Linked DNA regions of Homo sapiens: region 2 is linked to region 1. A link is a contact called in ENCODE Hi-C or POLR2A ChIA-PET data. All regions are on one chromosome and are shown on one strand. The core of a region is the stretch at or near the end of the contact, and the rest is flanking DNA. Distances in the headings are between cores, read along the strand shown.

The links. A loop is a pair of places that touch in the nucleus more often than their neighbours do. ChIA-PET counts read pairs that join two places held with the same protein, here RNA polymerase II (POLR2A). Pooled maps may share reads with other maps.
Region 2: POLR2A ChIA-PET joins it to region 1 with 24 read pairs in activated naive CD4-positive, alpha-beta T cell. The contact joins the enhancer-like site here to the promoter of HOXB8 in region 1. A Hi-C loop is called at or near these places in 5 of 50 pooled maps. POLR2A ChIA-PET finds 5 or more read pairs at or near these places in 3 of 52 experiments (MCF 10A, activated CD4-positive, alpha-beta T cell and activated naive CD4-positive, alpha-beta T cell).

Annotation. Positions count from the first base shown.
Region 1 is chr17:48,613,844-48,616,695 of GRCh38, forward strand. It overlaps HOXB8 (homeobox B8), which reads right to left and starts at 1,449. Exons shown (of 2, transcript NM_024016.4): 1 at 438-1,449. The coding sequence starts at 861.
Region 2 is chr17:48,452,306-48,455,157 of GRCh38, forward strand. It overlaps LOC101927166 (a long non-coding RNA gene), which reads left to right. Exons shown (of 6, transcript NR_110804.1): 3 at 1,808-1,949; 4 at 2,714-2,852. Among named protein-coding and RNA genes, the nearest start is that of SKAP1, 24 kb to the left of the region's middle. Within about 2 kb of position 1,451, at least 5 of the 41 ENCODE cell types and tissues checked have a DNase peak (open chromatin) inside an H3K27ac peak, as active enhancers do.

The DNA of each region.
Region 1 (2,852 bases), core at 199-2,698:
AGAATAAAAAAGCCGGGTGGGGACGAATGGACCCACCTTGAAAAGCCCCCAGAGCCTCTGCCCCAGAAGAAAAGTTTCTTCAGGGTAATTAAACTATAAAGCAATTGAGAAGTGCAAAAGTTGAGCGCCCCCACTCCCACCACCCTCTCTTCACTACCCCCCATAAAACAGTAAAAGGGGAAAAAAAGGAGGAGAAGAAGAAGAAAAGTAAGGCAGGATGAGGGGTTTATAGATTCAGGAAATGTTTCTAAGCGACCCCCTTCAAGGGAAAGAAAAAAGAAAGAAGAAAGAAAGATAAGAAAGAAAGGGGAAAAGCGGCAGGCGATCGGAACGGAGCCGGCAAGTCTTCCAGAAGCTGGAGGAAATGCGCCCCGGCCTGCCAGGCCTTGGGCCCTTCCGGCCCCCTCCTGCCCTTGTCGGCCCCGAGGCGAGCTCACCTTGCGGGCGCATCCAGGGGAAGAGCTGTGTGGGCGACGGGCTCTGCTCGGAGCCCTCGGCCTCCTCGCCCAGGCCGCTGGCGGCGGCAAGCTTGCAGTCTGCGTACTGCACCAGGTCTGGATCCTGCGCACCGAATAGGCTCTGGCGTTGCAGCGGGTCGTAGCCGTAGAAATTGCCGGGGTCCCCGTGGCACGCCACGGCGCACGGGTTCTGCTGGTAGGGAGCCGTGGACAGCGACGACGGCCCGTGGTAGAACTCCTGGATTTGCGACGGGTGCTGGAAGCTGCCGCCGCTGCTGGGACCGTACACCACGGTGGGTCGGCCGCCCAGGTCCTGGGCGAAGCCGCAGTCATAATAATTGGGGCGCAGGGACTCCCCGGTTTTGTATTTGGAGAACAGTGAGTTGACGAAATAAGAGCTCATTTTATTGAATTTTGAGGCGGCGGCGGCGGCGGAGGCTATAGTTGGGGGCTGTTGGGGAGGGGGTGGGGAGGGGGAAAGGGAGGGAGAGAGAGAAAAAAACGCGGATTCGCCGGCTCCTAGTCACCCTCGCCAGGAAAGGAGAGGGAAAGAGAGGAGGGAAAAAAAGAAAAGAAAGAAAAGGCGAAGAAGATCTCGAAGCCGACACACTTTTTGTGGTTTCCAGGAATAGAAAAGGACAGAGAAGCCTCCAAAAGTCTAAGCTTGCATGGCAGCCGCGGCTCGCTCGCCCTCCCCCCACCCCCCACCCCCCAAACAAAAATATACCACCACTTAAAGAGGTCCTCGCTTTACATTTCGAAGAAGGGATGCCAGTTCATAAACAGTTTTCGGTGATTTACTTCCCTGCAAATGAGTTGTTTCATATTTTGCACTGTCTTTTCATGATCATTTGCATCCATTAGAGACCCCGCATCCTATTGGCTTCTTCGTACTCCTCCCGGACAGAACGCAGAGCGAGGGTGAGAGCGAGAGAGAGCGAGCGAGAGAGAGAGCTAGAGCGAGAGAGCGCCAGGGAGTGAGGAGAGAGCGGAAAAAAAAAAAGGAGGGGAAGAAAAAAACACCCAGGGAGAGAGAGGGGGAGAGGGGGAGAGAGAGGGGGAGAGGGAGAGGGGGTGAGAGAGAATGAATACGGATTAAATCTGTTTAACTACCTACATTAATGAGATATCTCTCGCCTCACAACAAATCAAATACCTTCGCAGACCACCCCCAAAGACTGATGTGGGGGAGTCACGGAAAAAAACACGCACACACACATACACAACGCGCCAGGCGTAGGCACGCTGTTAATTTCGCGATTTTAACGAGGCAATTGGAGTCTTTCTAAATGTCAGGGTCGCTTCGGAAAAATGTAAAAGAACACGGTTTAATTGCGCCGAGTTTTAAAAGGTCCTATAAATGTAATTGGTATTTTAATACAAGTTATCAAATCATACAGCTTCCTCTCCTAAACGTATTTTCAAACAAACGAGGTAGTCATATTTAAAGCTTTAATGATCAATTTCCTTATTATTGATAAAGGTTTAACTATCGTGTGGAGGGAATTGGCTGGATAACCGGCCCCCCAAAAAACGGCTGTAAACTCTTTAAGAAACTATAAAACGCAATAAAGCCGGAGTCTGTTGTTGTTTATGCCGCAGCGCATAAAAGCTGTTAGCATTTTACGAGTTCTTTCCTCTACAGCTATAAAACTGCAGCTTCGATCGCCCCCGCCGCCCGATTGCAGCACGGTGGGGGTGACGAAGCCGAAATGAGAATGATTATGGGGATTTTTTTTTGGCACAAACGGTGACTTTTCTGAGATTTTCACCTCCTTCCGTCCTGGCAAGCACCTGCCCCCACCCCTTCTCTGGAGCCCCCAAAAGGTCCCTTCTCTGCCCTGCCCTCTCTGCCCTGCCCTGGCCAGTCACAAAACTTCCTCTCATTAAACAAATAAGCAAAAATTTTCTGTGAAACAGGGATCTGGGAGATCTTGAGGAGGGAACGGGAGGGAAGAAGAAACTTTCTGGTTAATGAGCAGTGGTTGAAGCACAGAGCAAAGTTCGAGCTGCCACTGCCGATTCTGCAGGTTTGTGCACTCTCTGCTTGCTGAAAAGGGGGTCTCCTGAAGGCCCTTCAGCCCATCAGCACTTTTGAGGGCAGACTTTGCATGAAGGGAGAGGGCCTGATGCCATCAGAGGGATGAAGCCCCAATGGGCTACCCGACACTTGCACCCAGGCCTTGGGACCCAGTAGCCAAGCCCAATTATTAATAGCTCCCAACCTTCCCAGGCCGACCCCCACACCTTCTGCAGTGCCTAAGGGTGAGAGGGGACCACTGAGCCCATCACTGCATCAAAAGGAAAGAAGGTTGGGTATCAGGCCCTGGCACCTGGCCTTCGTGTCCGCTGTCCTATGCTCTCAGCCACCCTAGGCAGTGCCTGCAGAGTATG
Region 2 (2,852 bases), core at 201-2,700, 160 kb before region 1:
CTATTACAAAGCCTATTATTTGCCACAGGGCTCAACTATTTAAAGGATCTAACCCAAAAGAATCATGGCTAAAGCCTCTGCACAGCGGCAGGCAGCATCATACAAATCTCAGCAAAGTGCATTTAACTTGCAGAACCCAATTCACATGCAGAACCCTAGCTACATGGGAGTCTGGAAGATGCAGTATTTTATTTTACAGCTTCTGCAGTACAAAAAAGCACATCAGAAATAGTGGGAATGAATATGAAGTGTGAATTAATCTTATCTAGCATATTATATATATTACATTTTTTAGAACCTTCTTAAACCTTTGTCAAGTTGACAAATTGGTATACTGTTTTAAATAATATTTATTTGATTATTGGTAAGGATGAGCTTTGTGGGGCTTTTTTTGTTTGTTTTGTTTTTTTGAGGCAGGGTATCACTCTGTCCCCTGCCCACCCTAGGCTGGAGAGCAGTGGTCATCACGACTCACTGCAGCCTCAACCTCCCAGGCTCAAATGATCTTCCCACCTCAGCCTCCCAAGTAGCTGGGACTATAGGCATGCACCACCACACCTGGCTAATTTTTAAAGTTTTTTTTTTTTTTTTTTTTTTGTAGAGGCAGGTTTCTTCATGTTGCCCAGGCTGGTCTTGAACTCCTGAGGCTCAAGCAATTCACCCACCTCTGCCTTCCAAAGTGCTGAGATTACAGGTGTGCACCATGGCACCTGGCTAATTTTTATTTTTATTTTTATTTCTGTGGAGATGGGTTCTTACCAGGTTGCCTAAGCTGGTCTGAAACTCCTGAGCTCAAGTGACCCAAAGTGCTGGGATTACAACCATGAGCTTCCACGCCCAGCCAGGATAAACTTTTAAAACTGTATGTACTGGCCTTTCATATTACTTCTTTTATAAATTACCTTGTTCTACTTTTTATTCATTTTTCTTTAGGGATATTTGTCCCTTTGTTCTTATATATTTGTAAGAACTCTTTATACATTAAGGATATTAACCCATTAACCAAAGGCCTTTTTTTTAAATGTCAAATTTTGCCAGGAGCTAGCCCTAATTTGATTAACTCCGCTGATGGTTCCTTGGTTTGGTATCTCCTAAATATTTACACATTTGGCTTGTTCCATAGATATTCAGATTTATAACTATAGTCATGCCTTTTTTCACACACTCTACAGCAGAACCTGGTTTGCCTGTCAGGGAGATAAGATCACTAGAGAGCTGTGCAGATGCTAAGGAGAGACACACACCAGGTCTGGGGATCTAGAGATGAAAGCACAGATCCCAGAAAGTGGGCAGTCTCCCTTGTTCAAGAGTATGATGAAGGTCTCAACACTGTGAGGTTAGTTAGCAAGATGAAGTGGAGGAATCAGATCCCAGATGACAAGAGTCTGCTGTTCAGGAAGACATTTATAGTCACAGCACAAATTAACAAACACATCTAAATGGCCTTGATCTTCTTTTATACTTCCTGCCTAGGTAGGAAGTTGTGGTCTCAGGAGCTAGAACCACAGATATGAAGAAAATGGCTTTAGTTGGTAAAGAAAGTAGTATATAAAGTAGCAGCTGCATTTAAGTCCTCAAATGCTGTTATAGATATTTAATTTTGTTCCATGTTTTCTCAAATATACTTACTGCTTCTCAAATATACTTCTGGCAGAGCTGCTTCTCACGACAGAGACTGAAAAACCAGATTATTGCTTTCTCAGTTTCCCTTACAACTAGGAATGGCCTTGTCTTAGTCCATTCATGCTGCTACACCAAAATACCTCGGACTGGATAATTCATAACAAGAGAAATTTATTGCTCACAGTTCTGGAGCCTGGGAAGTCCAAGATCAACGTACCAGCAGATTCAGATGAAGGCGTGTTCTCAGCTTCATAGGTGGTGCATTCTTGCTGCTTCTTCACATGATGGAAGGAGTGAACAAGCTCCCTTGGGCCTCTTTTACAAAGGTACAAAGCTCCACCATCATGACTTAATCGCCTCCTAAAGGCCCTACCTCTTAAAATATTGCATTGGGGATTAGATTTCAATTTATGAATTTTGAAGGGACACAAACATTCAGATTATATTAGGCCACATGACACAGTTCTGGCCAAGGAGAGGAAGGGGAAGACTACTGGGAGACGTCTGAGGACATTTTTATTCTAGTTAAAAAGACGAGTATGCATGAGGCTCCTACTCTTTCATTCATGTCTATGAATATAGTTGTATGAGCACATGATTTCTTCAACCATGGCAACCATGCAAGCCTAGAGACCAAGAGCCAACACTGAAGGTAGAAAAGCAAAAGGATGAAGGAAGCCTGGTCAGTCATAGCATTTTTCAGCTGATGAACCAAAATAAGACCTCTACATTTCTTATTTTGTGAGAGAGTAAGAACTTTTATTGACACTTTTAGTTTTTTGTTACCTGCTTCTGCATTTTGACACATTCAAAATATAAAATGATACAGAATCTATATCATTGTAAGTACATAAAATATGTTAGTGTGTGGATAAGGACAGGATGGTATTGGTAGGGGCAGGAAGCAGGGAAATTCTCGGCAGAAAAGGGCAGGGTCCCTGGCGAAGCCCCACCCTCAAGCCTAGAACCGCGGTCCAAAGTGAGAGCATGCATTCCTATTTTCTTGCTCAAATGTTGCCTTTTCCAAAATCACCATGACCTGTCTCACCCCTCATCCTGTACCCATTAAATCCCCTGGCCCAACTGGCAGATGGCAAAGAAGGAGAGAAGAGAAGAAGTAGCCAGACATTGGAAAGAAACAGCTTGACTTCAGAGGAATGGCTTGATGGTGGGACTTAGGAGAAGTGTACAGCAGGGGACTGCTGGACTCCATGGGAAGATCACCTTCC